Regions from separate parts of the Mus musculus genome. Here all the other regions are linked to region 2. A link is a loop called in an ENCODE intact Hi-C map of the cell type or tissue named here. Cell type or tissue: heart. All regions are shown on one strand. Links, peaks and the distances in the headings refer to the core of each region. The heading gives the core; the rest is flanking DNA.

Region 1 (4,934 bases), core at 621-4,620, 1.1 Mb after region 2:
CTTCTGACTGAGTGTGGATCTAGAAACTAACCTTCCTTGACAAGGAGATGTCTTTGAAGGGTTTCAACAACAGAGCTGTGGCTGCTCTAGAAAATGAAAGGAAGCAAGGTCCTCTAGGGTATCGCCCTCCAGTGCCAACGGTGATGAACAAGGACAGACTTCTCTAGGTTGAGTGCCCAAGGATCTGGCACGAGGTCCCTCAGTCACCAGAAGAGCTGGGTTGAACCAGTGTTTTGTGAGCAGCACCATTAGAAAGGGGAATTCCAACATCCCCAGAATGGGGAGACATCAGTATGCACGATTTGCATCAGCTCCTTCTACAGAAGATGATGACTGATAAGGCCAAGCATCTGTCCTCACCCTGGTTTGTTTGTTTTTAAGAAGCCTTGGGTTATCTCTTATATATCTAAAGAGAAAGTTGGGGTTTTTACTCAATACTGGAGTCACATACTCAGTGTTGACGGTTAACAAGGTATCCTCTGCAAGGGGATACCCTCTGCTTCATTGGGTCACTGAAGCAGGCTGAAAGGGTTTAAAGCACTTACTTCTGGTGGTCCCTGAGTGACCCAGTCCACTAGCAGGAAGAAATCTACTAGAAAAACTAGGAGTGACTGTAACTCTCTAGTATGATGGGAAGGAAACTTTATTAGTCACCAGTTCACTCCTGTGACAAAGTACCTGAGATGAACAGAGAAAGTAAGGGGACCTATAGGTTTTGGAGGCCTCAGTCCAGGATCTCTTGGACCTATGATGGATCCTTACATGATGGCAAGGTGGAAGGACCAGGTGGATTTCTTACTTAAGGCTCCACTTTCTAAATGTTTCCACTGTTTCCTGTGTGCCTGCTTGTGCTTTCTCTCTCTCCTTCCCTCCCTCCCACACATTTATAAATACCCACACCCACAGAGGAAGAGGGAGAGGGAGAGGGAGAGGGAGAGGGAGAGGGAGGGAGGGAGAGGGAGAGATGAAGATGCTGTGATCAGGAGGTGTTTTCCCAGCAAGAAGCTTAGCCACTGCACTTGGATATGCTGGCCTAAGATTTTTCCCAAATGTGGTAAACTCAACTATACAGTATAGTCTGTGATAGTGGAGGGAACTGCATTCGAGTTCTCTCCTATAATAACTAAAAATAAACTTTAAAAAAACAATACATTTCCAGAGGTTAACATTCCTTACACAGCCACTTCACCATCTGATAGTTAATGGCTTCCTAGCTGTCAAATTATCGACTTACTTTCCTCTCTCTGCTTATACAGGCATCATGAGACACTTTTAAGTGTTTTACTCAAGCTGGAATTCATTAACTTTATTCTGTTTCCCCAGCCACCTCATAATTAGATCTTCTAAAGTGAAATTAGGTTAATTTAGTGTGGCATGTTAAGGACCGTGTGCTGGCTTCTCATGGCCAACAAGTCCTTCTAGTATTGAAATACCGTCAGCCTAACACCTTGCTTTCACATTGTGCTTTTAATCAACAAATATCTATGATCTGCTATAAACATCAATTGGCTTAATCCCCATTGAGTAACATATTACATTATAATCTCAAAAAATTATGTAAACGAAAACTGAGGCACAGCGTGAGGTGAAGGAACATGCCCAAGGTCACAGATTTTAAAAGTGGTAACGACTGTGGCCCACGCTGGGCTCAGCAGGGTGGCTATGAGTCAACCCATAGACCTCCTTGCACTGTCAGGGGGGAGTGGGGAGCTTGTCCTCTGAGACCAGCAGCTCATCCTACAGCACATGGATGAAAGTCATTGAGCATGAAGTTGACATGAAGTTCTGAAACCACTGGGAAACCATGGAGGAACCCTCAAGATGTTGACAGCTGCAAGACAGGAAAAACTGACAAATGGAATTATACAAAACTAATTTAAAAAACCATTATGTACAACAAAGAAAATCATCATCAGAGCAAAAAGACCACACAATGAAAGAGAATCTATCCATGGTGGCTGTGCCCAGAAGAGGGTAGAATCCAGCAGACTCTAACCACAGACTATGGAAGAGGCATCTAACCCTAATAGTCAAGCATTTCTTGGGGGCAGGTCATTTCAAGATCTCAAATTTCCTTTTAAACAACACTCCAAGAAATGTATTGAAACAAATCTGGGCGTTGATTCGTGTCTAAAAACAGCAACAGTGAGAACAGGCAAAGCTGAATGAACCTGGTCGCCATCTAGTGCTAAAACACGGAAGTGACAACCAGCTCAGAGAAAACCATCCCCCTCAGGACAAACAGGCTCAGTATCTGACCCCTGGGAGCACATGTGTCATACCAGCTTGTACCAAGAGCATTTAGGGAACCCTGAGCTTGTCTAGTACTCAAAGTACTCGACCAGAAACTGTCCAGGCAGTAACCTGCATGGGCAAAGTCCCAGTGAGCTGCTGAGATCATTGTTTAAAGGAAATTTGATGAGTTTAAGGAAAATACAGAAAGATTTCAATATCTTATCAGAGAATCTCAAAAAGCTGAAAGGAACTAAACAATTCCCAAGATTAAAAATAAAGTTGGGAACTACTGAAATATCATGGACCTACATATTCATATAAATAAGAAAACTCAGATTTTCAAGCTCCAAGTAGGTACATGGAAAAAATGGCAGAAGCCCATAAATGACAATGTTGAAAACGTGTTCAGAGCAAAGTGTGGTGGCTCACACCTGTGGGGTCACATTTATGCTCCTTCATCTCAGGTCCTTCCACATGTTTGCTATATAGCAAGATATCCTTTCACCTGTGTCTGCTTCAGGAAAACATCCTTTCATCTATGTCTGCTTTAGCAAGACATCCTTTCACCTGAGTGCCCCAGCAAAACATCATTTGACATAACTAACTTTCCAAAGAAACTATAAGTTTCTACTTCACACACCTGTAATCCCTTGGGAAGCTGAGGCAGAAGATCTGCCCAAGTTCATGATCAGCCTGGGATATAGGTAAAGTCTGTCTGGGCAAATAAAAACTAGTTAATACAAAATATGAATAGAGAATTAGTAGTCACCTCTAGCTGAAGCCTGTGATAAAGAGGCTCTATGTACAGCTGAGAAGCTGGGCAACAGTTTCAGGACAAACAACACTGAGATTGGCAGCTAGGGAGAAGAAACAAACACAGAAGACTGTGATCCAATCAAATTTGAGGCTGGTGGTGATGTTCATATATAAAGAAGAATAGATTTGGGTTAGGAATAAGACATGCCGGGCGGTGGTGGCACACGCCTTTAATCCTAGCACTTGGGAGGCAGAGGCAGGCGGATTTCTGAGTTCGAGGCCAGCCTGGTCTACAGAGTGAGTTTCAGGACAGACAGGGGTACACAGAGAAACCCTGTCTCGAAAAAACAAAACAAACAACAAAAAAAGAATAAGACACAAAAGCCACTTGAGGTACATGTGAACCTTAGAGAGTAATATTAGTTTCTCTTTTGTTATTAACTAGCTAAAGCTTGTCCCCAATCTACGGAGAATTAAAAGGATGTCATAAAAATATAGTTTGAGCATTTTAACCCTACTCCTAAACCTCTCTTCAATAAATGAAACATAATGGGATGGAGTCTCTAAAAAGCAGACTGTTTCCCATATATTATGCCACCAATAATATGAAAATTAACCTATAAAGTCAGGCAGGTCTTCCTGGCAATGTAGTTCAGTGGTACAGCTTCACTTGTATCAGGCTCCAAATCTGATGCCAAGCACCAGACAAAACAACAAAACGAAGCAAAGAAAGAGAAGCATTAAAGAAAACCAGAGAAGCTAAATGATTGATTCATTGGTTAAGAAGTTTCACTCTTCGGGAAAAATTAACTTTTATGCTTGTTAGCTTTTAAAATTGTTTTTCTAAAAATAGCAGGGTCAAATTATTTAGTTTTGCTATGTTGTGAAACCCAACTCTCAGGGGGATCGTTATTACTCTAAAGGAAACGTGCCCTGGAGACAAAGGATCAGGTGTAACTAAATGAACAACAGTCCTGCCTTTATCCAAGCTACAGCCTATACACTGTAGACCTGGGTATGGAGACGACAGGGAGGAGCTGCCGATAGATTACAAGTGAGGTAAGTTTGCATTTTAGACATGTATCAACACATTATTATGCCCATTTGACAGATGAGGGGATAGAGATACAAAGAAATGCAATATGCTCAAAGTCACGATATTAACAAGTTAGATTGGATATTTAATTTAGGTAATCTTGGCTTGAGGCTGTGTTTATTATCCACGAACCTTAAGTCAAATAGGAATTTATGATTAATTGGAGTAGTCTTGAAAGTCTGGAGATTAAATTGCCACCAGAGTGCATGCATTTGTCCTTGGTTTGAAGGATGAGGGTCTCTTTTCAGTAAAGGAGTATACACACAGTCAATCTGTAGTCAAGATCTCCCAGCCTGTTTCTCTTTGACAGCTCTTAACTACTCTTTACCTCCCTCTTAAAACTCAAACCCTTACCTACTAACCAAGTAAATAGTGGTATTTCTTGGCAATAGTATTGTGAAGATTAGAGAAAACAGTGCTTTCTGTGTAGACATTCGTCATAAGTACGCTTTCCTTAAAACTGTTTTTAAACCACAACGCGTGCCTGTAAAATTTGGTAGCAAATGGGTAGGACGGGAGCTTGAGTGGGTTCCTCTCCAGCATTTCGGAGCCAACTTTTTTTCCAAAGCCCCTCTATTCCGTCCTGTGCTGTGAAGGGCCATGAGCACACACTGTCGGGCTTTCTTGCGTAGCTTACTTTTAGGGAATCCTTAAGCACACTGACCGAATAATCGAAACCGTTCTCCACGCCCGACAAGGGAGGTTTAGGTGTTGTAGACCGGAATAAATGAAGACGCAAAGCCGGAGGCCTCTCAACCACCTGAGCTGCAGTGTGGCCGGCGCCTTAAGGTGGCTGGTGATCACTTCCGGTCTGTAGTGCGGAGCGCCGTTCCAGTCGGTTTGTCTC
Region 2 (4,934 bases), core at 670-4,669:
GAGCACTGACTGCTCTTCCAGAGGTACTTAGTTCAAATCCAGCAACCACATGGTGGCTCAAAACCATCTGTAATGAGATTTGATGCCCTCTTCTGCTGTGTCTGAAGACAGCTACAGTGTACTTATATATAACTAAGTCTTTAAAAAAAAAAAAAAGAGTATCTAAGAGGTTGGTTGACTGGCTGGTTTTGTTTGGGAATGATTTTTTAGACAGGGTCACAATATGTAGACTAGGCTGGCCTGGAACTAAGAGATTTGCCTGTCTCTGCTTCCCCCTTGTAACTTACCACAGTTCCATAATGTAGGTACTACTGTTATCCCATTTACAGATGAGAAGCTAAGCAGGAAAGTAAAATTCTTCTGAGATTTTACAGTAAGTGGTAGACCCAAGTTGGAGGGGTCAAGCAAGACCTGAATCCAAGTAACATAACTGTATGTAAGGAACAAGATAAGGAAACAATACAATGGATGAATGTAACCATGGAAACCAAACCTAGAGTGAGTTGCGGTGGCCAGACAGGAGTATTTAAGCTACACTTAACCAATAATAATTAAAGCATTCACACATTACTCCATTGGAAGTTCACCTTACTTCAACTTTATCATACTCATGCACACACTCTAGGCTTGGTTTCCATGGCTACATTCATCCATGGTATCATTTCTTTATCTTGTTCCTTACACTGTAGGAACCATAGCCCTCGTAGGCAGAAAAGGCTTTCTAACAGGTTTTATGGTCATGGACTGGAACCCTAGAGATCACTAAGTATAAGTGCTTAAAGACATGACTCAATAGTTGTGGCCCTAAAAGTGGTCCCAGCACTAACATGTGGCTATAACTGCCTGTAACTCCAGTTCTAGAGGATCCAGGCCTTCTTCTGAGCTCTACACACCAAGCACACAAAACTACACTTACATGTGGGCAAAACACTTACGCACATAAATTAAAACAAGTTAAAAATAAATAAGAAACAGTCCCTGGTACTACATTCCCACCAAAAATAAGAGCTAGCCTCTGCCTAGGTAACTTTAATTCACCAGCTACCATAATCTTTTCCAGGGTAGCAATCTGGCTGAGTTCTATCTCGAACACTGCCAAAATTCAAAACAAAACAAAAAATGCAAAAATCATCTCTCCTCTATCTCATGAAGGCAAAAAATAAAATTGTTAAGTACCATACCAACAACATTATTTCTTAAGCTTTGCCATCAAATCTACTGTGTCCCATTGGATCTGTGACAGTTTTGTTTGGTGATAGTTTTTTGAGTCTTTCACTATGCAGTCCTAGCTAAACTGAAATTTGGTATGTAGATTAGGCTAGCCTTTAACTCAAAGATCTGTCTGACTTGGTCTCCCAAATGCAAAAATTGAAGGCAAGCACATGCTAGGCAAGTTCTGTAGGTTTAACTAGTGTTGATTCAATGATACTCTTTATTCTAAAATAAGTTAGTCCACGGTACAATGCAAATAGTCATCCAGTAGAACCAGGATAGGCTTTATAAAAGGCAAACTTACCTGTAAATACAATTTTACCTTTTAATCTCTTCCACAAGGTATTCACGCCTCTAATTCTATGAAAATCAAGAAACAAGAAAGCAAGAGTTAAGGTCTAGTACATTTCCCTTACAGTGTCATTGAGACCATACTAAGTTTACTGAATTTATTTCAATTGTGCTAAAAACAAAACTACTGAATTAGGCTACTCTCAAAATATTCCCTGCCACTAGAATTCAAGCGGGCTTCTCCAAGTCCACTACTGCCCTTTAATACCAAAGCAAAAATACTTCTTTAGTAATTTTAGTGGACTGATAAAAGAGAACCTGATGGGGGCTGAGTGGAGCAATAACTAAGACCTTAGTATATCTGAATGGTAACAAGAAACAAACTTAAGATTCCCCTTAACTGTAACACACCCAGCAGACAATTTAAATCCCCACGCAAGTTCTGTAGTTGGCCTACTGAAATGCAAGCCAGCTCACCCACTTTACCTGTTTTTCCATTTTTCTAGGAAGGCACTCTTAAGTACCACAAATGCAAACAGATTCCAAGATGCTGCGGGCCGCGGCGCTCACACAGGCCTGGGCGCTCGAAGGCGGAGCGCAAGGCAATTCCGCTGGGTCGCAGGGGGGCCAAGGAGCGGAAGACCGAGACAGAAAGAAACCGAAAAACAAAACAAAGCTCTGCTTCTCCTTCCGAAACCGGAAGGGACGCTTAGCTGCAACAAGCCCGCCTGCTTCTCGGGCCAACAACCTCAGACCGCGCCCGCCCGGCGCGCAGCGACCCCGCGGTACAGCGAGGACCCGGGCGGCGCCCCTCCGCCGGGACAGAGGTGGCGAAAACCCAGCCCCGAGCCCAGGGGGCCGAACAAAAGCCCGATCCGAAGCAGACCTGCCGCCCGGCGGGTGCTTACACGCCAATAGCAAGGGACGAGGCCTCTGCCAAGCGCAGAGCGCGCAGAGGTTTGGTGGCAGCCTTCGTTGGGGCGGGTCCAGCTGGGTCCCCACTCCGCCCCCGAGCGCTTGCACCAGGGCCGCGGTCCTAGTGCCGGGCAGGTGTGCCTTCTACAGTCTGAGGGGAGAAAAAAGCTCAGCCTTGCACCTAGAATTTATATGAGAATCACCTGAGGGTGTAAGACCCCCAGGCCTTACAATCATATTATGATGGGTCAGCAAATCAGCAGAATATTTTTAAACTCATTGGTCAGCTACCAATGTCGCGGGGGAATTCTGGCAGCAAGGTCAGAGCAATTTGTGGTTTTTCTTGGAATTTAGTGCGAGGCGGGACAGGAGAACTGTTATTATTTGTTATAGTTATTTCTCCGAGAACTGCTAATCTTGTTTTCGCAGCTTTAGACTTGGTCTGGTCATTTTGACTGCTAAAACTATATTTCTACAAGGGCTTCTGGAGTGAAACGTCAAGGGCCAGTGGAAATATATTGTTGGGGTTCAGGAATCGCCACACAAACTGAAAAGAGTGAATTGGCCTGATGGAATTGGGCTCCTGAGTGCAGGAATTTGTTCAATAAATGCTGTTTGCTGTTGCATAGTATTTGAGTCTGGGATATCATTCTTCAGAGATTCATGTTCATATACTAACAAAAGTATATGAACAGTGATCCAGTTAAGCAACTTACTGAACACTTACCCTATTAATAAACCTTCAGGACTGCAAAAAGAACTCAGAAACATAATTATATTCCTAGTCTGCTCTCAGGGTAGGCTTTTTATAGGGAAAATAACAAAACATTTAATGGGCAAGAAGGGAAGCAGTAGGCTTACTAGGCAAAGTATTATCAGCTAACTTTTAAGCTGATTGGTCCTAGGTAAGGAATGGAGGTGTAAGACCTCCGAGGCTTTACCCTGGGTGCGCAAGCCCAAAAACACAACTTGACAACAGATCGCTGCAATGGCAAGAGGTTTATTGTTCTGACACGTCGCAGGGAGGGTCAACCCCAGAGCTCAGAAAGCATAGTTCCTTTATACATTTTGTGGAGGGTTGGACAGCCATATTATGATGGGTCAGCAAAGCAGCAGTATATTTTAAAACTCATTGGTCAGCTACTAATGTTTCAGGGAATTCTGGCAAGAAGGTCAGTTTGTGTTTTTTCTCGGAATTTAGTGCGAGGTGGGGCAGGAGACTTTTTCCGAGAACTGTTATTTTTCTGAGAACTGCTAATCTTGTTTTGGCAGCTGTAGACTTGGTCGGTTCATTTTGACCCCTAAAACTATGATTTCTACAGAGGGTGGTACATGGGTGGTGAACATGAAGGACCCTAAGGGCTTTTGCCAGTCTTACACTCCCTCTCCCCACTTCTGCTTCTCCCTCCCACCTGAGGTCAAGACCAAGTCAAATTCCATTCTCCACCCACAGGAACTTTCTTGAGTAAACAATTCTCAGAAAAACCACAGAATGTACTGACTGATAGTCACCTGACCCTCTGGAAAGTCCCAGATAGAGTTCAAATGCACGTCATGATCTACCCATGCTTTCTAGCCAATAGATTTAAAGGTCAATATGGTTAGCCAATAAGTTTGAACTGTAACCTTTCTGATGTAACCTGTGCCCTTAAAAAGTATAAAAACTGCAGTAGCTGTTCAGAGTCACCTTCTAGTCACTCTCCTTGAGAGACTAATTGAAGGTCGATCCCATCGCACCAGAAAATAAACCTCTTGCTTTTTGCATCTATCTGTCTCAGTGTTGGAGTTGTCTTGAAGTAAGTATCACTGACCGAGGGTGGGGGTCTTACAAACGGGTGAAATTTGAGATAACATGAGTATTATAATCATAACTTTTTGGATTATTAGTAGCATTCTTCAATGTCAGCCACAAAAACCACAGTGAGCTCAAACTCAGGTGCACGAAGGTGCACTGCTTGGTGATCATCTCTGACAAGCCATTTTAGACATGACAATCCATATTGACCTTTGATTTAACAGGTCCTACCTAAAGTTTTGTGGAATTTCTTAAGATTAACAAACATAACAGGATGTGTGCTCAGCATGACCTTTCTCTGAGTCAAGTTATTTTTTTGTGTTAATGACTGGCAGGAATATTATTAGCAACAATATGAAATCGCTGATAGGCATGGAAAAAAAAGGGCTACAGCTAGTGGGGGCAGGCTTCAACAAAGATAAGCTGTTGATGACCTCATTATCAATCTGCAAATGAAATGGCAAAATGTTCTACAAAGTACTTGAAAGAAAAACGCACCCTCTGCTGGGTTTAGTGGCATACACCTTTAATCCCAGAATCTGGGAAGGAGAAACAGGCAGATAGATCTCTGTGAGTGAATGAGTCCATCTTGGCCTACATAGGGTTAAACAAAGAGACCCTATCTCAACCAAAGAAACGGGGAAAAAAAAAATTAGAAAATGCTGAAGGGTTCTGACAGGCCCAAACATAGCATGAGTCATGCCCCTTTCCATTTCTCTTT
Region 3 (4,934 bases), core at 542-4,541, 120 kb after region 2:
GAAGGAAGGAAGGAAGGAAGGAAGGAAGGAAGTGAAAGATCCTGACAGAATGTAAAAGGTCACAGAAGCCCTGAAATTGGCAAGATAGATGTCAGTGTTAGCAGAACTAGCTTCACTGATTTAGAAAAATAGAGGTGCACAGTGCTCTGGCCACTCCTTGAACCCGTGTGTCTGCCAATGTTTTGACTGTTCCTTGAACACATGTGTGTGCCCACTGATGAAGCCCATTGCCAGGTGTTTGTGATATTGGTTGCTGAGAAAGAGTCAGAAAATCTCCCCAGCAACCACAGCCCGGCCAATCCTGAGTTGCTACACCTGCACCAGACTCTTTCCTCGTACCCCTCCCATATCCATTTCTTGAGAATAGACATTGTTTAGATCTGGAAATCCCCTACTCTCCCCTTTCTCCTTTCCCCCCTGAGGGCCTATAAAAACTGGGACCTCTTTCCCCTCGAGGTCGACTCCTCTACCCCTTTGTGGGATATGAGTTGTCCCCAGAGCTCTGGCTCACCCCCCCTCCCCAATAAAGCATCATGTGGTTTACATCAAGCTTGGTCTATCGTGAGTTCTTGGGTGTCCGCTATTGTCCTGAGGCCTGAGCGAGGGGCTCCTTTCAGAGTCTTTCAGAAGGAAGGAAGGAAGGAAGGAAGGAAGGAAGGAAGAAAGAAAGAAAGAAAGAAAGAAAGAAAGAAAGAAAGAAAGAAAGAAGAGAGAAAGAAAGTCAGTCTTACCTAGGGGAGCCAGGTCCCTTCATGATCCTTTTTGAAGGCCCAGTCTTCTCCACAGTGGCATTCTTACCAAGTTTATGTATTGGTATGGAGTGCTCTTGCTGAGGGCCTCCTTGCTACAGGGACTCCACCTTGTATATCGTCTCCATTTTGTACTAAACTAGATTCTAAGAAATGACTGAATTTCCAGAAACTGCTTCTGGCCCCAGGTGTCCTACATGAACTTGAAATATATATCTCAACTTATGCTTTGTTGGTTATCACCCATACATGCCATGTCTGAAACCCAGAAGTTGCTAAAGAAACTTTGATTGGCTGGTCTCTATCCAAGCCAAGTTATCAGGAAGCCATCTGAGGTACTTGATGGATAATAACCCACTTCTTAAGGTGCCAGGTATGAATCCAGTTGGAAAGATACAATGTATACGTGTACTCAGTTAGTTGCCTCTATTCATGTCCCTATTTCACCTAATTTGTGTTTTGGTTTTGTTACTATTGTTTTTGGGTTTTTTGTTTTTTTGTTTTTTGTTTTGTTTTGTTTTGTTTTGGAAACAGGGTTTTTCTGTGTAGCCTTGGCTATCTTGGAATTCACTCTGTAGATCAGTCTGGCCTCAAACTCAGAAATCCACCTGTCTCTGCCTTCCAAGTGCTGGGATTAAAGGCATGCACCACCACTGCCCGGCTTGGTTTTGTTTTAAAAGGTTGCTCTGTCTTGTCCTTCCCTGTCCTGCCCTGCCCTGCCCTGTCCCACTGACAGTTTGAATTCTGAACCCAGCTGTTTCCCTGATATACTAGTTTTATGAATAAATTGTGTTGCCTGGAACTTGGTTTTCATAGTGAATTATTCCCAAATTCTCAGACCTTAACATTCTGATCTGAAAAACAGGCCAAAGAATTTCAATTTAGAAGGATTATAATGAATATGACCTGTTGGGGTCCATGAATAGCCACACGCTGACCACTTGGACACTAATCTCAGATATGATGAAAGTTTATTGACTACTTAATTCAGGCTTATCGATTAGGGACATAGAAAGGACTTGGGAACCAGACTGTGCTACCTAGGGCAGACTGGTTATAGGAAAACCAAGTGCAGAAGACATTGTAAAGCCCCAGAGTATCATTACCTGCCGGGAGACACACACCCCCGCCCCCCCATCCGAAGTGAAATGAGACTCTCAGATCCATGCAAAAGCAAGAGGTTTATTTTTCTGGTCCGCTGGGATCGACCTTCAGCGGTCTCTCAGGCAAGAGACCAAGAGACCGGAGGCGACCCTACATACAAGCACCTTTTATACATTTTTAAGCCTATTACAGTAACAACACCTAAGCCCTTGGTGATAAGTTGTTAGGCTGACCTTTTGGCTGATTGGCTGGGCCAATATCAGATCATCCTGGGAGAGTAACTTCGTTCCCCAGAGGGCCCAGGTGGCCTTCAGCCAGGACGTTGTATGATTTTTCTGAGAAGTGTTTTGTCAGTCATTTCTGCGAAATCGTCCTGGGGTCGGGAGCGAGAAATTCTCCCTTGAGGCCTAATACCCTCTCCTGGAGCCATCTCAGGGTTCGATCAGAGTCGCTTAGTCTTATCAGTATTATGAGCTGCCCTCTAAGCTGACTGGTACTAAGTGAGATGGGTAAGGTGGTAGTTAGGGGTTTCCAGAGTATTGAGCTAACAGAGCATGAGTATTATGGAGAACGTTATGTCAGCTACGAATAATTACTTCTAGGAAGCACAATCTGAGAACCTGTACTTAATTTCACCTTATGAGCAATATGGAGACTAAAATCAAAATAGCTAGTCATGTTAAACGGAACAGGCCTTAATATGTCCCATTCCTGGAATGACCCAGGACTGCATGGTTCAGCTCTTGCTTCAGGCGCACTCTGTGGAGATGACTACTGCAGTCCTGTAAACCCCGTGTTTGAAGTCGGTGTCTGTATCTGACTAGAGACTTGGTTTGCTTCATGGGACCTGGCATCGCACCAGCAAAAGCAGTGACCTGCCATTAGCCTTTGCCTGGACAGCGACTTCTGGCGACTCTTGGGCAGGAGAAGCAGTAACTGGCAATAGCGGGCAGGAAGAACTACAAGTCCCAGGGGGCTTTGCTCCCGCTTTGGATGCCTCTACATTTTGTGCCAGTTAGTTCTGAGCAGCCCTCAGTTCTGCCCAGAGAGAGCGCTGAACTTCCTCTTCCGCTCCTAATGTGGCCACGCCCCAGGTCCAACTCTGTGACGTCATTTAGGTTTACCAGTCCTGCGCGACCGGAAGTTGGTTGTGGAGGGCCGCAACTGCCGTCCAGGCTTAAGAGGGCTTCCGCGATGCCTTTGTCCGGAGTAGTCAGTCAGCTCCTGGAACTGTGAGTCCGCCCCAGCTCCCAGTCCCTTCCCTCACGTCCTGCTGGCTCCTAGTCCTTGTCCCGGCTTTGTGTCTGGTCTCTGAGGACTGTGGTGCACCGTGGGGCTGGCGGCTCCACCCGATGGCCTGTCTCAGGTGGGCGTTGAGGGTGAAGGCAGAACAAAAGAAACCTGGAGCCAGGCTGGACCAACAAACCTCCACTAATACCGGCGTGACTCGCTAGCTTTGGGACCATGAACAGTAACAATCTCTCCCGATTGTACAGGAGAGCTTTCTAAAATTCGGATAACAGTAGGGCGTGGCAGTTCACGCCTATAATCCCAGCTATCCGGAAACTGAAACAGGATTGCCACAAATTCGAAGCTAACGGGGTAATGTTGTAATACACACGCATACCCAAGCAAATCGCGTATTAGTACCTGTCTCAAGGAGTCTTTGTAAGAATCAGCTTAACATATGTAAAGCCCTTAATCCAAACACTTCTTGAGAATTCAAGTTGAAGTTCAAGGCTCTTCAGCCATATAGTGAGTTAGAGGCAGGCTTTAGTATTACTTGTTATTTCTATTTTTAGAAAGAAAAACTATTAACAGAAAAGCAGGAATGGTTTAACAATTGGAAACTACAAAGACTACATTGGTTCCGTTGTTGACTTAACAGTACATAAACAAATGTTATTTCTTGCCTAAGTTCCAGCTTTTTCTTCTGTATTGTTTTGTTGCTATTTATTTTTCCTTGAGACAGTCTCATGTAGCCTATGCTGGCCTAGAACACATTGTGTGTGTAGCCAAGGATAACTTTAAACTTCTGATCCTTCTTCATTCATTTCCTGAATGTTGAGATTACAGACACACACTATATTATTCCCAGTTTACCTCAGCCTCCTGAGCCCGAGGCAAGCATAATGCCAACTCAGTTATATCCCCAACCCTTTTGTTTTGAGACAGAATCTTATGTAGCACAGGCTGGCCTCAGACCCACAATGTCAGGCTAACCTTGAACTCTTGAGTCTTCTGCCCCAGCCTTCCAAATGCTGAGATTATAGACTTGAGTTATCAGCACCAGCTTTGGCTTTGGCTTTTTGAGGACAGGGTCTCATGTAGCATAACAGGCTAGAAATTCATTGTGTGGCAAAGGATGTCCCTGAACTTCAAGATCCTTCTTGCTTGTACCCATAGAGTTCTGGGATTGCAAGTATGCCACAATTGTTTGTGTAGATAGAACTTAAAGCTGACTTACCAGAAAGCAATTTGACAATATTGTTACCATACCACAGAACAATATGGATGCTTTTCTAAAGGGAAATAACTAAATGAGATGTCCAATGTGAAGCTTATAGCCATTACAAAGGGTGAGAATACTGAAATGCTTTTAAGGTTTTCACAAGAGATTGTTGAATGAAAAGGACAGTAGGTACTGAGAAGTAACTATTACCGGAATGCTGTTTTAGGAAACTGACACCTCCCTTCTCAATACCCTTCAATACCTTTATTATATGTTTGTGTGGGGATGTGTATGCAAGCACAAGGGAAGAAAGAATGTGTGTGTGTTTGTAAACAGAATTTGTGGTTGCTTGACACAGGTATGAGTTTCTCAGATGGCCAGAATTTGAAGCCCTAAAACATGTTGGTTACATTGCTTTAAAAGAGGCTAAAGAAGACTCTACCTATTCTGGTATATTGGCTGGTTTTGTGTGTCAACTTAACACAAGCTGGAGTTACCACAAATAAAGTTCCTCAGTTGAGGAATTGCCTCTATGAGATCCAGCTATAAGGCATTTTCTCAATTAGTAATCAAGGGAGAGGGCCCAGCCCATTGAGTGGTGCCATCTCTCTAGGCTGGTGGTCTTGGGG
Region 4 (4,934 bases), core at 322-4,321, 180 kb after region 2:
ATTCCTTTCCCACAGCAATAAACAGGTTTTACAGAAGCAAAGGCAGCTGTTAATACCTCAGGGCCCATTATCCTATTCTTATCTCCCCTGCAGGAACTCCCAGGCATTCCAGAGAAAAAGGTCAGTGGCCCTTAAGGATTGGATGTCTGGTTCCACATTAAGTTCCTTTAGTTATCCTGGGGACCTGTGTAAATTATTACGCAGATCTGGGCACTCTAATGACTGGGATAGAGAAGTTCATTTCTGGGCAGAAACACAGTGCCATCAGGTTAGGACTGGCTCTCATGTCTCCCATGATATTTTACAGAGACAAACCTGCAAATTTTGGTCATTTGGACAAATGGGTAATTGTCATAGTTATCTTGAAACAGTCCAGGCCAGAACTGCACTTTGGGGCTGCAGTTAACCTGGGTCATTCTGCCTCTCTGGCAGAGTTATGCTTTTCTTGATAAGAGGCTATTAGCCAGGTCATCTCTGAACGGCCAAGCAAAAACATGCTCCTTTTGAAATGGAAATAGGCCTAATGAGCAAGCAGTCCTGGTCGGCAATGCTTGATAAAAACAGCAAGTGAACACAACCTTTCTGAGGGATGACGCTTGAGTAAATTTAGAAGGGCTGAGGGACAAATATATATATAAAGTTGCCGCTGTTTTTGTGCTTTTACTGGGAACAGGGTGAGTTAGCTTTGCAGAAAGGTCAGGCTGGGGTTAGGCAATTCTTCACAGATTCCTCACAGCCTGAGGTTTTTACTGAACAATGCAACTTTAGCTAAATACTACTTTGTGTTACTTAATATTCTCTAGGCAAACTTATTTGCTGCAGGAAAAATTGAAATAATAGAGCTGTGCTGTAAAAGGTTTATTAATCAACTTGCTTAGGAAATATTAACAAAGTAGAATTTAGCTGAAGGAGCCTTGCCTCCAAACTTGTTAGAAACTGTAAGAAAGAAAACTTCAAAGCATAATTGAAGTTTAGGGTTGCTGAGGAAACATTCCTGCTAATGTTTGTTTGCCAAGACTGACCTCCAATTACGGTCTCTCCCCAAGACAAAAAAAAAAAAACAAAAAAAAAAAACAAAACAAAAAAAAAAACCAAAAAAAACCGACAACCCTGATTTACAACTGACAATTAGGCTCACTCCTATATCAAAGAACATGCCTATAATGGACCTGGGGCGGGACTGGGGCAGGGAGTCACAGACATCATGAAGACCTAGTCTGTGCTCTTACTAGGAAAAGCAAATTCTGCCAGGTATGCAAGATGAACCTGGGTAACATCTATTTGAAAAGAAAACTGAGGTATTTAAATAGTTCTGACAGTATCTTTGCTGTGTAAATCTCTCTTCTGCTCAAGTAGCCAGACTTTCAGTCTCTTGAATCTGTTTAAATTGTTCAAACTGTAACGAAGGGCTGGGTCCAGAAAGAGATTTAAGGATGCCAGCATATGTAGAATGTATAAACTGATAACAATTTCTGTTTAAGACTGGTTCCTTTTTGTGCATTAGTTAAAACCAGTTGTATCTTTTCCTTATTAACTTCTAATATGTGGAATAATTTCTTACTGGGAAAGCACATTAATTCTATAACATAAACTATGACACTAGCTTGTTTTAATTTTTTCCTTCATTCCCAATGTAGACACATTGATAAGTCTCTGCTTTTCACCCTATTGTTTCCTTTATTTGTTATATTTGAATGAGATGTGGAGCCTTCCTGTTGGGATTGTGAGAGCTGGGGCTTTTGCCCTATCCTCACATCGGTAAAATTGCTTATAAATCAACCATTTGATAAATACTATAATTTTACAATGAATAGCTTTGTAACTATATTTCTTTCTTTCTCTTTCTTTCTTTCTTTCTTCCTTCCTTCCTTCCTTCCTTTCTTTCTTTCTTTCTTTCTTTCTTTCTTTCTTTTTTAGGGGGTTTTCAAGACAGGGTTTCTCTGTATAGTCCTGGCTGTCCTGGAACTCACTTTGTAGACCAGGCTGGCCTCGAACTCAGAAATCCACCTGCCTCTGTAACTGTATTTTTAATAAATCACTCAGTTTTTTTTTAAGATTTATTTTTATTTAAATGAGTACACAGTAGCTGTCTTCAGACACACCAGAAGGTGGCATCAGATACCCATTATGGACGGTTGTGAACCACCATCTCTGAAAGAGCAGTCAGTGCTCTTAACTGCTGAGCCATCTCTCCACAGTTCAGTTTTACAAATCAGAGTTCAGATGTAAGCAATGGATAAATTAAGTTGTATCCAAGGAACTGTGATTGCATGTGCAATCCAACAATAAACCCCACCCCAACTCCCCCAAGAAGTTTGATTTTCTAGAGCTTCATTCTTCCAACTTCTCTCTCCAACAAATTGCCTTAATGACAAGTCTCTAACACCAGCTTTGAGGGCATCTGTGAATTTCCTGTATTTGATTCCTTGTCTGTACTTTGCACTTGAACTGCAGAGGCTCAAACCTGAAAACCATTGTTGCAGAGAGAATTAAGCCCAGCCCAGTCTTTAGCTAACCGATGCTGTGGTGCCACCCAGTGGTAATGTAATTTAATGATCACTAATTCCTACCTAAAAAGATTAAGAACAAAAACCAAACCAAACCAAAACAGAAATAGTGTGTTGTGTATAAAGAACGATTCTCACCGATAATATTACTACATGCTGTCATGTTTCTTTAGTTGTAGATATGGCAAAAATACTTGTGACTGATAGATAAGCCCTAATGTTTAAGAACAATTTGGTATCATCCAAAACACATTCTTCTTTCCCTCTCCCTCTGGTAAGCACTGCTTCACCTGAATTATTACAATTGTCCCCTAAACTGCAGTTTCCACCCTTCCCCCTTTGGTTTACCCTCTACAAAACAAAAACAAAAACAAACACAATGACACCCTCCCTCCCGAAAAAGAAAAGCAGACCCCTAGCAACAGAAGGATTGAGGCTCAAGGATGGAGATGTGAAATCTAGGCTGGCAACACAGCAAAATCCCATCTCAAAATAAAAACTTTAAATTTATCTCAAAATCAAATTCGTGATTGTTAGGTCACAAAACAGGCCTCCAAATGGCAGTACTGTTAGCAATGTCCTAAGATGGCAGCCTGAGTCCAACCCACACTGGATTCTTTTTTTTTTTTTCTTTTTTCTTTTACTTATTATATGTAAGTACACTGTAGCTGTCCTCAGACACTTTCAGAAGAGGGCACCAGATCTCATTACAGATGGTTGTGAGCCACCATGTGGTTGCTGGGACTTGAACTCAGGACCTTCAGAAGAGCAATCTCTTAACTGCTGAGCCATCTCTCCAGCGCCCCCATCCCCACCCCACTGGATTCTTATCAAATAAATAGAAACCTACACTCAGCATTCCTCAGAAGAATGATACCAGGACTCAAATATTATATAAAAGCAAAGATTGTTTTATTCTGCAGAAGTCCAGCATGCTGGGGTCCCCCATTTCAAGTTGGAGACCCCGAAGTGAGCTCGAAGGCCGGATTTAAAGCACATTAGGGGAATTCCTGGGATGGGTAGGTGACCTCTACAGCGGGCTTTATCTCTAGGGATGTTCCAGAACCTTTGCTGGGGAAATCTAGAAACTGTTGTGAGGAAGTCTAGAAACTGCTGCTGACCTGTGCCCTTCCCCCAGCCCAGAGCAGGGTAAACAGCCCTGGAGTGCTTGCCACAATGGGCTTAACGACCCAGATGGAGTCTTCTGACTTGCTGCACCTGCAATTTCCTATAGGAATTTAGAAGAATAGACTGCCCGCTGAGCCTGCTTTGCAACATAATCCAGCTGAAACAAAGGATGGGTTTTGTGGTTTTTCCCTTTCTAAACTGGAGCTGCAGAGTTAAACTTTGAGCCTTGATCAGAACCTTGTTTTGGTTTCTTCCTTCTCTCGAACTCCATCCTTTTCCAGCCCCCCTTTCAGGTAAACCCAGTTCTCCATGGCCACTGGAAAGCTACACTGATCCATTGTCCTTGCCTCCCGCCAGGTGTCAGGGCAGCTTCTGAGGCCTGGACTTACCCCGTTCTTAAAGATTTAGACCTAGTCTCCTGAACTGCCAGTCTGAAGCCTGTTATGAAGTCAACCTAGTCTTCTCAGGAGCCTTCCACTTATTTTCACAATATAATTGATTTATTTCACTGGAGAATGATCAAACTTACGGTCTTCCTAAACCTGCAGATTCATTTACTCTTTCTGAGTGTATACAGGTGATCTAGCTGCCTGCTCTCAGGGACCTAGCATCAGTCATCATCTGCTGCTGCCTGCTGCCCCAGACATGTTCTGCAGATAAAAGGTGGTTCCAGCCTCTCTCTCTCTCTCTCTCTCTCTCTCTCTCTCTCTCTCTCTCTCTCTCTCTCTCCCTCTCTCTCCCTCCCTCCCTCCCTCCCTCCCTCCCTCCCTCCCTCTCTCTCTCTCCCTCTCTCTCTTTCTCTGCTTGTGTGCCTGCCTCTATCCCTTCCTCATCTCTCTTCCCCCAATAAGCCTCTTATACTAGATTTATTGTTTGGTGTCATTTCTCAAGGGTACATCTTGGCATGGCCAGGCTACACCACTCTCATTTTTATTCAATCACTGAAACCAGAAAGGTTAGAAATTTCTAGTGTGGGACCAGAGTGATGGCTCATTGGTAACTGCTTGTTGGGAAACTTGGCAACCTAACTTTGGTTAGTCCCCAGAACCCATGCAAAACTAGGAAGAACTGGGTCCATAGTATTGTTTTCTTTTTTCTTTGGTTTTTTGAGACAGGGTTTCTCTGTGTAGCCCTGGCTGTCCTGGAGCTCACTCTGTAGACCAGGCTAGCCTCGAACTCAGAAATCCGCCTTCCTCTGCCTCCCGAGTGCTGGGATTAAAGGCGTGCGCCACCACGCCCGGCTTGTTTTCTTAACATACACAATAACATTTTTTAATTTAAAAATTTTTTTCTAAAAAA
Region 5 (4,934 bases), core at 612-4,611, 170 kb after region 2:
TTTTTTTTAAGATGTATTTATTTTATGTATGTGAGTACTGTTACTGTCTTCAGATATACCATTAGAGGGTATCAGATCCTATTACAGATGGTTGTGAGTCACCATGTGGTTGCTGGGAATTGAACTCAGGACCTCTGGAAGAGCAGTGAGTGCTCCTAACCGCTGAGCCATCTCTCCAGGCCCACTTTTTTTTTTCCTGTGAAATCCTTTCAGTAATTCATAATCACAAATATACAGGCATACTATTTTTATAACAATGTTCATGAAATGAAATAAGGTATATCTTTTTGTTTGTTTTGGTCTTAGGATAGCCTTGCATGTAAAGAAATGGCTCAGCAGTTAAAGAGCACCTGATGCTCTTGCAGTGGACCCAGGTTCGGTTCCTAGCATCCACACGCAGCTCACAATCATAACTTCAGTTCCAGGGGATCTGGTGCCCTCCTCTGGCTTTTTTCAGGCAGCAGACACACACACACACCACACACAGTGTGTTTATACACATGCAGGCAAAGCATATCCATCAAATAAAATATAGACTTATACCATAGCCCAGGCTGCAATGGAATTCACTATGTAGACCAAACAGACATCAAATTTGTAGTGTTCCTCCTCCCTCCAAGGTTTATTGTTGCTTGGGTCAGATCCAGGGCTTCATGCATTCAAGGCAAGCACTCTACCATATGAGCTTTAAGGTTTACAGCAGAGTAATATGGGAATTACTGTGTATTAGGATACCATGTCTTCCCAGCACTGGCAGTTTGGTTATGAAGTTATAAAGCCAATCTAGGTAGGTACTCAAATTATGTTACTGGAATGACATCAGGCTGGGCACAATAGTAAACTCCTGGCCTTTAATCTGAGCACTTGGGAGGCAGAGGCAGGCAGATCTCCATGGAAAAAGGAAACAATGATAAGAATTCAAGTCAGCCCTGTCTGTGTACTCGGTAATACCTGATTGAACTGGCATTACTGTCTAAAGGTTCTTGATTGGATTCAGTTTTCTCTGCCAAGAGTTTAAAAACTTCTGAGCTCAACAGGTAGCAGTGGAGAAATATCAAAACCTGAAGACAGAAGCAGACAGAATCAGATGTTGAAGAAATGCTTTTATTGGGGTAAAGAAACACACACATGCAGCAAACGCAGAGAAAAAGCCCCTCCTCGGCAAAGCAGAGGGTAGCTGAAAATAGTCCCTTCTTGAGAATTGGGGGGACGGGTTGTTTTTGATTTTGAAGTCTCTGAAGAGGTTTCCTCCCCTAATTTAGTGTGAGTCACTTTGAAGAATGAGAAAATGGTTGAAAAACTGCCCTGATCTGGCTTTGAACTTTTTGAACCAGGCCATCAGCATGGGAAGGAGAAAAAGCTACAAGGCTTTTTAAATTGCCAGGCTTTTTTTTTTTTGGTCTTGGGTCAGGTGGGTGAGGAAAAGCCAACCATCTTTAAAGTTTTCCACCTTTATTACCCATCCATGGCCCCTCTTCCTATCTGCCCACTGTAGGACTGCCTCCCTGTACTACTACTTTACAAAAAGACAGACAGACAGACCGGATGGATGGATGAACGAATAAACGAACCGAACCAACCAACTAACCAACCGCCTAGAAAGAAGGCTCGGGTATTAAGAGAGCTGCTTTTCTTCTACAGGTCCACAGATTCCAATGTCTTAGCTTCTGGAGACACATTCTGGCCTCCACAGGCGCACGTGCACACACAGATAAAGTACGTAAACAAGCAAACAGTGCAGGGCATTTCTCTAATTTCATTACTTGGGAAGCTAAGTAAGGCAGGGCTGCCTCTAACTCGAAACAGTCTAGGCTACATTGCAGCCCAGAGACTACAACCTGAGACTCTGTGCCAAGCAAACAAAAAGGTTAAACTCCAAACAATGTTGTGACCACGTTACTTTCCTCCAAAACAAAGGACAGGAGTCTACTTTAAAGGGTAGTGCAGTCCTTGTGGCCTTACCTGACTTTATTCGATCAGCAAGTGGAACTCGCCCTTCACGTGCAGGAGAAAAAAAAAAACAAGTACGGTAGGTCTCCTTTTTCGGGAGAGGAAGACTGAGCCCGTGGCTCTAACTACACAGCGTAGTGGGTACGTGAAGGCGGCGAAATTTGGAACCAATGAGACGCGGAACGCGGGGCCGCCCGGACCGAAGGGCTTACGCACCGGCTCCGCCCTCTTTCGAACTGTGTTTTGTTTTGGATGTCCCTCGGTTCCCAAGGCAACTGGGAACGCCGAAGCCCTAACCTGGCGACTCCTCAGGTCAGACCCTATAGACCTGAATGAAGCGCAATTGCACAACTCGTGTGAGCCATGTCTGCGAATTCTGATTTCTAAAACCTCTTGCTGGACTTATGCTGCTAGCACTGTATGCCAAGCATACTGTTAAGAGTATGAACCTGGAGTGGCAAGTAAAGTTTTATGACATTCAGTTGCGGTGTGTCATAATTATAAAGTCACACGTAAGACTGTTTTCAGCCTGTAGGTTCAGGATCTATTATATCCAACTTTCTAATGACTAAATTTTCCACTGGCCCCTCAACTCAAGACTTCAAAATTAACCCATTTCACCTTCATTACCGAAAATCTGCTATGATGTACAAGAAAGAAAAACATCCCAAACTAAGAAAATGGCAAACCATGTTGCTGTATCTAAATTTACAAATTGAAAAATGTTCTTCAGATGCCTGGTCAAAATCTGATTTGGGGCTTGGGGATGTAACTCAGTTATTATGAATGTTTATATAGCATGAGACCCTGGGATCCATCTCTAATTCTAGCACTTAGGAGAGGATGGTTCAAGGTCATACTCAGCAAGTTAGAAGTTAGCCTGGGATAGATGAGACACGGTCTCAAAAGGAAAGGGAAAGGGAAAAAGGGAAAGGGAAAGGGAAAAGGGAGGGAAGGAGAGGAGAAGGGAGGGGAGGGAAGGGAAGGGAAACAAAACCTGGACTCTATCTAGGTGGCTCAATGAGTAGAGGCCCACTGCCAAGCCTAACAACCTGAGTTTCTCAGGACCTACATGGTAGAAGGAAAGAAGAACTGTCCTCTGACTATCACCCCCAACACACACACACACACACACCAGAATACATACATGTAATACAAACTTTAGAAATCTGTATTTAGCGGCCAGAGAAATGCTCAGTGGTTGAACATGTATAGTGCTTGCCTAGGATCTGAGTTCTCTTCTCAGACCCATATAGGGTGGTTCACAATTCCTGTGATCCCAGCTCCAGGAGATCTGATATCTCTGGCCTACTTGGGTACTTCGTACTCATGTACGAAGACATACCCAGACACACATAATTAAAAATGAAAAATTTAAAGTTCCAGATGTAGTGACATGTGCTTCAAATCCCAGAATTTAGCCAGTATAGGTAGGTGAAGCTCTGTAAGATAAGGGCCAACCTGATCTACATAGCAAGTCCCAGACCTAGTGAGATCCTATCTCAAAAATGGGGGGTTGGGAGGGTTGGAGGAATTTTTAAAAATCGGAGACTGGCAGTGGTGGCATATGCCTTTAACCCCTCAGGAGGCAGAGGCAGGTAGATCTCTGTGAGTTCAAAGTCAGCCTGGTCTATAGTGCCAGTTCCAGAACAGTCAAGGCTAGACCAAGAAACCTTGCCTTAGACAGACAGACAGACAGACAGACAGATAGATAGATAGATAGATGATAGATAGATCTGTACTTATAACTTACCCTCTCATCCTGTCCTTTCATGATAGATATATAGTTCTACCAGAGCTAAACCTTTAGTCCAGGGCCCTGTGCTTTCCTTTTAATGATTTCCCAGCTGTTCATAACTAAAATCTCTAAGAGCCTGTAAGGAGAACACCACCATTATACCAAGTAACAGCCCCAAATGTATTATCCTTTGCCTCGAATGAATGGTATGCTCCTTTCTGATAATGGGAGGACTGTTGCATTGACCAATCATATTTTGACACAAGGGATTAAATGAGGAGGTTAACACTGATGACTAGGCCTTATCCAGGTCACCTGATTTCAGGGTCATTGAGTCAGCCTTTGCAGCCAGGTCACCTCCTGGACTCTGACCTGAAATTTAGGGTGACAGAGGAATAAAGAAGTGGGCAAGCAGCATGTAGTCAATTAAGTCAAGACAGGCAGCACACTTATGACTTGTGTGCCTCAGTTTAGATAACAGGATAGCAGCATCTTCCCTTCTTAACATTCTTTACTGGTTAACAGACAAACATGAAACATCTGAATAAGGACAGGAGTTGGGACCTGGGGCCTGGAAACAGAAACTCAATTTTGATCCTGCCAGCAAGGTGGAACGTCTTCCTGCGATGAAAACTCAGCAGCAAGTATCAGAGATTGTGTTGGTTTGACTATGCTTGGCTCAGGAAGTGGCACTATTAGGAGGTGTGACCTTGTTGAAGGAAGTATGTCACTGTGGGGCTGGGCTTTGAGACTCTCCTTCTAGCTGCCTGAAAAACAGTTCTCTGCTGGTTATCAAACTTTTAGTCAGAACTCTCAGTTCCTCCTCCAGCACCATGACTGCCTGCCTGTTGTCATGCTTCTTGCCATGACTAAACTGTAAGCCAGCCCCGGTTAAATGGTGTCCCTTATAAGAGTTACCTTGGTCATGGTGTCTCTTTATAGCCATGGAAACCTTAAGACAGAGGCTGAAAACATTCTAGGCCTAGATAAGATTGTACAGAGAGGCTAGAAGCTTCCAGGACTAGGCCTACATTAGCAGACAGTTAATAAGCCCCGGAGATGACGATTACATAAGAAGAAAAAAAGTTACACAAGCACACAAAAGCCACTTACAATTACACAAGTTGTTGTGGGGGAGATCATATAGCCCTCAGTCTGGCCCAAAGGGAAGACTATGGAGGAGCGTAGTCCAGCTGCTGACTGGTTCATAATGAGTAGCTTTCAGTCTATCTTTTTGTCAAAAAGA
Region 6 (4,934 bases), core at 495-4,494, 66 kb before region 2:
TCTCTCTCTCTCTCTCTCTCTCTCTCTGACTGCACATGTGTCTGACCAGCTGCTGCTTCATGCTCTCCCTGCCATGACAGAGTTTCCTTCAGGGAAATTATTTTGTTGTTGCTGCTGCTGCTGTTTCTAGTTTGGGCATTTTTGAAACCCAGGCTGTCCTCAAAATCTCTTATCTCCAGTCTCACCCTCTTGAGGGCTAATAACATTGGTGTATATTATAAATAATCACTACTACCCTTGCCCAGAATAATGACTTTCCAGATTAATGTGAACTAAGCACAATCCTGAACCATGAGTTATTTTTTCCTATGTATTCACAATGGTTAGATTTCCAGAATTCAACATTTAGTAAAACTATGAAAATATTTTATTAACACTCAGCAAAAAGTTATGATTAAAGCCAGATCTTTAATTTTCACAAATATGAAAAGGGCACTAGAATAACTACTTAGACTGGGGAACAGTTTTGTACTGTGAAACTGCTCTATTATTTTTTAGTATCCCCAAATCCTACCTACCAAATGACAAAGTTGTTCATGCAAATCTGCCCATTCCCTCCACCTTAACCAGAATAGGATTCCAGAAATATAAAACTGTCCCCTACGTGTGGAGAGCAATGCTATTTCTGGGGAGAATTATTTGTAGGCATGAGATGAGGCCACATTATTATATTTGAAGTAGACAGAACCATACCTTGATTTGTATATCCCTGGTTCATTATTTTAACTTTAATCTCATTTCAGGACCCCAAAGATTTAGGGGGTGTGCTGGTTAGTTTTAAGTCAACCTGACACAATGCAGAGTCATGGGAGAGGAAGGAGCCTCAACTGAGGAAATGCTTCCATAAGCTCAAGTTTCTGGCAAGTGTGTAGAACATTTTCCTAACTAGTGATTGATGTTTGTGATGGTTTGTATATCCTTGGACCAGGGAGTGGCACCATCTGGAGGTGTGGCCTTGTTGGAATGGGTGTGACCTGGTTGGAATGGGTGTGTCATTCTCGGTGTGGGTATGAGATCTTCACCCTAGTTGCCTGGAAGTCAGTCTTCCACTAGCAGCCTTTGGATGAAGACATAGAACTCTCAGCTCTGCCTGTGCCATGCCTGCCTGGATGCTGCCATGCTCCATGATAATAATGGACTGAACCTCTGAACCTGTAAGCAGCTCCAATTAAATGTTGCTTTTTATAAGACTTGCCATGGTCATGGTGTCTGTTCACAGCAGTAAAACCCTAACTAAGACAATGTTGGAGGGTCCAGTTCTATAACAAACAAACCAAAAAAAGCAGGCTGAGCAAGCTAGGGAAAGCAAACCAGTAAGCAGCATGACTCCATGGCTGCTGCATCAGCTCCTGCCTCCAAGTTCCTGCCCTGATTGAGTTCTTGTCCTGACTTCCTTCAATGATGAACAGTTATATAGAAGCGTAAGTCAAATAAACCCTTTCCTCTCCAAGTTGCTTTGATCATTGTGTTTTTAGCACACCAATAGTTACCCTAAGACATAGAATTACAGAGTCTCGTCTATCTTTCCAATATGGCCATATTTAATAAATCTTCTCTTACTGACTTCCGCTATTAATTTGACTCATTTAATTGGCCCACTGAGGACCGATAACTGAACCTGGTTTGGGGTACAGGCTGTGGCCTCTAAGCTTGATAACAGCATGAGGCTTCAACGTTTCCCTGAGAAGGTGATACTGAGCGGAAACTTAGAATTCATTCAGGATGAAGAATTCTGAACACAACTGATATATTCAATATTAGTACAATTACTTGACCTTTTTTTTATAAAAATGAAAGGAAGTAGAAATTCTGGTATTGTATTTTGCTTCTCCATATTTTTTTCTTTCTTTTTGTTTGTTTGTGGCAGAGTCTCACTATGTAGTCCTGGCTGTCCTGGAACTCACTATGTAGACCAGGCTGGCCTTGAACTCAGAAATCTACTTGCCTCTGAACTCTTAAGCACTGGGGTTAAAGGTGTGTGCCACCATGCTGAGCCTTCATGTTTTTTGTGCACACCTCTGACTGGTAGTCTCTGGAATCTGATAAAGGATTTGTTTCTTCACATCAGAAGTCATTAAGTGACTATCACCACCTGATGGCAGCAGTGTCCCACAACTGAGAGGTCACTTCAACCATAACACTAGGCAAGAAGTGACATGTAGATCCCTACTCCTAACCACATACTGAGCCGATGGAAAGCAGAAGTAAAAAGATCCTGTCAGGCCCAATCTTTGTTATCTGAAAAATTTAAACAATTATACACATTTACAAAGCACAGAATTGAAGTGAAAGTTTCTGGTTTCATTAAAAAAAAAAAAAAACTCAGTGGTGTCACATGATGTTTTTCTGGACGCTGTCTTGGGGGAGGGTACATGATGCTTTTCCTTTCACTATCTTCAGGGTTCTACTTATATTCTTTCTGAATATCACCACCACCCACCACCCTCTCAAGTATCTGTTTTCAGCAAAATATCACATGACCTTTCTCAAGACAGCTTCCAGAAAAACATCATATGACCTTCTCACAAGACAACTTCCAAGAAAACATTACATGACACAGCTAAGGTTTTAAAAATCTGTAGGTTTACAGTCTATACAAATCTATTAGAGTAATTAATATTTTTGCTTGCTTATCACTGTTTAAAACCTTCAGGATTTTCTCCTCTAGTTCATCTTAACACACATAATAAGTTGTTGGGGACTATTGAAACTAAGCTTTATGGAAATTTCTTGTGAAGAATTTGTGGTCATTCTGTACTGGTAGTTTGGCAATTAGCAAGGAGTCTCATGTAGCTTAGCTTATTTATTGTAATGTGTAACTAGTCATAAAAATAGACCCAAGAAATTACATTTCTTGAGATTTACATAACTGCCATGTCTTAAGACTAGATTACAAAGATGTATCATGCATCAATTGTATGATCTGATGACCCTCATTGTAAAGAAACCTATACCAGTCTGGGAACACCCATCAGGTGTAGTTTTCCCTGGATGGGTTGAAACATTCCCCACCAAGCAGGAAACAGCTACCGTGGTAGCTAAGAAGATATTAGAAGAAAATTTTCCAGAGGTTCAGAGTGCCCAAGGTAATTAGATTGGACAATCGATGGTTCTGCTTTTGTCTCTTAAGGTAAGTCAGGGATTGGCAGAGATATTGGGGACTAATAGGAATCCCCATTGTGTGTACTGTCCCCAGAGCTCAAAGCAGATAGAGAAAATAAACAGAACCCCTACAAGAGACCTTGGCTAAGTTGACCTTGGAGACTGGCTTTGACTGGTTGGTGCCCCTCCCCTTGGCCCTGAACACCCCCTACCATTTTAACCTGACCCCTGTTGAGATCCTGCATGGGACACCCACTCCCTTGACCCTGGCTCTTGATCCCCACCAGAGTGACTTTTCAGGCTGACAAGGATCTTATGGTTTGATTGCAAGCTTCCCAGATCAGCCATCTGGAACTGTGGCCTAAACTTAGTGCCCTGTATGATGCAGGTACCCCAGAGGTTCCACAAGAGTTCCAAGGTGGAGATTGGGTGTATGTTAAGAGACTGTGCTGAACACTCAGAAGCAAACAATCCCTGGTGTTGCTGACCACCCCACCTCCGTTAAAGTGGATGGAGTAACTGCCTGGGTTCAATCAGATCAGCACCTGCGCCTGACACCAACTAGATAGCAGCAGACACCCAAGCAACACCCTTCTGCAAGGCCAGAGAAACTATGAGACGGCTATGGTGTGTCTTCTGGCACTGAGTCTCAGCAGCCCCAACAACCCTACCAGGGTGACTTGGCAGGTGCTCCCAGCCACTGGTGATGTGGCTTGGTCCACTACCCACATTGTATCTGGTGGCTGGACCCTGACTTTGATCCCTGATTTAGTGGTAGGCCTTGACTTCAGGGGTGTTGCTGCCCTGGAGGCACAGGGAGAAGGATTGCCTGAATGTGGGGGACGAGGGACTTGTAAATCTAAACTGCGCCTCAGAAGTGGCCACGGAGGGTGGGGCTTAGGGTGCAGACACCCAAAATTGAAGTGTCCTGTGAGAAACCCCCATATATGTGTATCCCCAAGATGGGAGAAGCCAGTATCAGGCCCATCAGTGTTAGGGGGCCAACAATTTCTTCACTACCTGAGGGTGTGAAACATCTGGAAGCACATACTGGAGACCATTCCAGGGATAAAGATTCAATGGCCAAGGTGAGAGAAGGGTTAGCCAGCCAGAAGAGAGAAGAGAGACAGAGCTGGTTTGAGTCTTAGTTTAACAGCTCCCCCTGGTTTACTACTTTGATTTCTGCATTGTTAGGACTTCTGATCATTTTGTTCCTTATTCTGACCTTTGGCCCTTACATTCTAAATCACTTGGTTGCTTTTATTAAAGCTGTCATAGGTGATGGTACAGTTGATGGTCCTAAGACAAAGATCAAGATCTAATTGCAGAGGACCAGGGATATGAGCTACATAACTATCCACAATAGCTTCAAGATTGAGGCATGCACTGGGCATGGTGGCGCACGCCTTTAATCCCAGCACTTGGGAGGCAGAGGCAGGCGGATTTCTGAGTTCGAGGCCAGCCTGGTCTACAGCCTGAGTTCCAGGACAGCCAGAGCTGCACAGAGAAACCCTGTCTTAAAAACAACAACAACAACAAAAAGCAAGAAACCAAACAAAAACAAACAAACAAAAAAACTGCATGGTATTGGTACGGTGACAGGTAGATCAATGGAATAGAATTGAAGATCCAGAAATGAACCCACACACCTATGGACACTTGATTTTTGACAAAGGAGCTAAAACCATTCAGTGGAAAAAAGCATTTTCAATAAATGGTGCTGGCTCAACTGGCAGTTAGCATGTAGAAGAATGCAAATCGATCCATTCTTATCTCCCTGTACAAAGCTCAAGTTCAAGTGGATCAAGGACCTCCACATAAAACCAGATACA

Evidence for each region. A loop is a pair of places that touch in the nucleus more often than their neighbours do. Peaks named below come from ENCODE experiments on the same cell type or tissue, not always from the same donor. Only the 100,000 strongest peaks of a DNase experiment are listed, where the experiment ranks them.
Region 1: a loop joins it to region 2, with 8 times the contacts of the local background. A loop is called at or near these places in 2 of 42 quality-filtered maps.
Region 3: a loop joins it to region 2, with 4 times the contacts of the local background. A loop is called at or near these places in 19 of 42 quality-filtered maps.
Region 4: it touches region 2 in a loop (5-fold over the local background); 9 of 42 quality-filtered maps call a loop at or near these places.
Region 5: a loop joins it to region 2, with 2.7 times the contacts of the local background. A loop is called at or near these places in 8 of 42 quality-filtered maps.
Region 6: a loop joins it to region 2, with 2.2 times the contacts of the local background. A loop is called at or near these places in 3 of 42 quality-filtered maps.

The regions. Positions count from the first base shown.
Region 1 is chr6:148,212,248-148,217,181 of GRCm38, reverse strand. 4732416N19Rik (RIKEN cDNA 4732416N19 gene) reads right to left here and starts at 4,894. Exons shown (of 2, transcript NR_015615.1): 1 at 4,752-4,894. Ergic2 (ERGIC and golgi 2) reads left to right here and starts at 4,808. Exons shown (of 14, transcript NM_026168.4): 1 at 4,808-4,934. In heart, for the core only: a CTCF peak has its summit at 2,192 (motif pointing left); no DNase peak of the experiment used is centred there; H3K4me3 peaks cover 744 bases; H3K27ac peaks cover 661 bases.
Region 2 is chr6:149,306,960-149,311,893 of GRCm38, reverse strand. Resf1 (retroelement silencing factor 1) reads right to left here and starts at 2,480. Exons shown (of 5, transcript NM_026054.3): 1 at 1,990-2,480; 2 at 1,517-1,572. In heart, for the core only: a CTCF peak has its summit at 2,422; a DNase peak (open chromatin) is centred at 2,393; H3K4me3 peaks cover 2,531 bases; H3K27ac peaks cover 2,094 bases.
Region 3 is chr6:149,186,757-149,191,690 of GRCm38, reverse strand. Amn1 (antagonist of mitotic exit network 1) reads left to right here and starts at 2,979. Exons shown (of 7, transcript NM_001113424.1): 1 at 2,979-3,085. The coding sequence starts at 3,048. In heart, for the core only: a CTCF peak has its summit at 2,888; a DNase peak (open chromatin) is centred at 2,920; H3K4me3 peaks cover 2,001 bases; H3K27ac peaks cover 1,815 bases.
Region 4 is chr6:149,130,071-149,135,004 of GRCm38, reverse strand. No RefSeq gene overlaps it. Among named protein-coding and RNA genes, the nearest start is that of Etfbkmt, 9.0 kb to the left of the region's middle. In heart, for the core only: a CTCF peak has its summit at 2,533 (motif pointing left); no DNase peak of the experiment used is centred there; H3K27ac peaks cover 1,114 bases.
Region 5 is chr6:149,138,733-149,143,666 of GRCm38, reverse strand. It overlaps Etfbkmt (electron transfer flavoprotein beta subunit lysine methyltransferase), which reads right to left and starts at 2,154. Exons shown (of 5, transcript NM_001252095.1): 1 at 1,963-2,154; 2 at 952-1,061. In heart, for the core only: no CTCF peak of the experiment used is centred there; a DNase peak (open chromatin) is centred at 2,136; H3K4me3 peaks cover 1,682 bases; H3K27ac peaks cover 1,669 bases.
Region 6 is chr6:149,372,531-149,377,464 of GRCm38, reverse strand. No RefSeq gene overlaps it. Among named protein-coding and RNA genes, the nearest start is that of Gm38930, 22 kb to the right of the region's middle. In heart, for the core only: a CTCF peak has its summit at 2,094 (motif pointing right); a DNase peak (open chromatin) is centred at 2,064.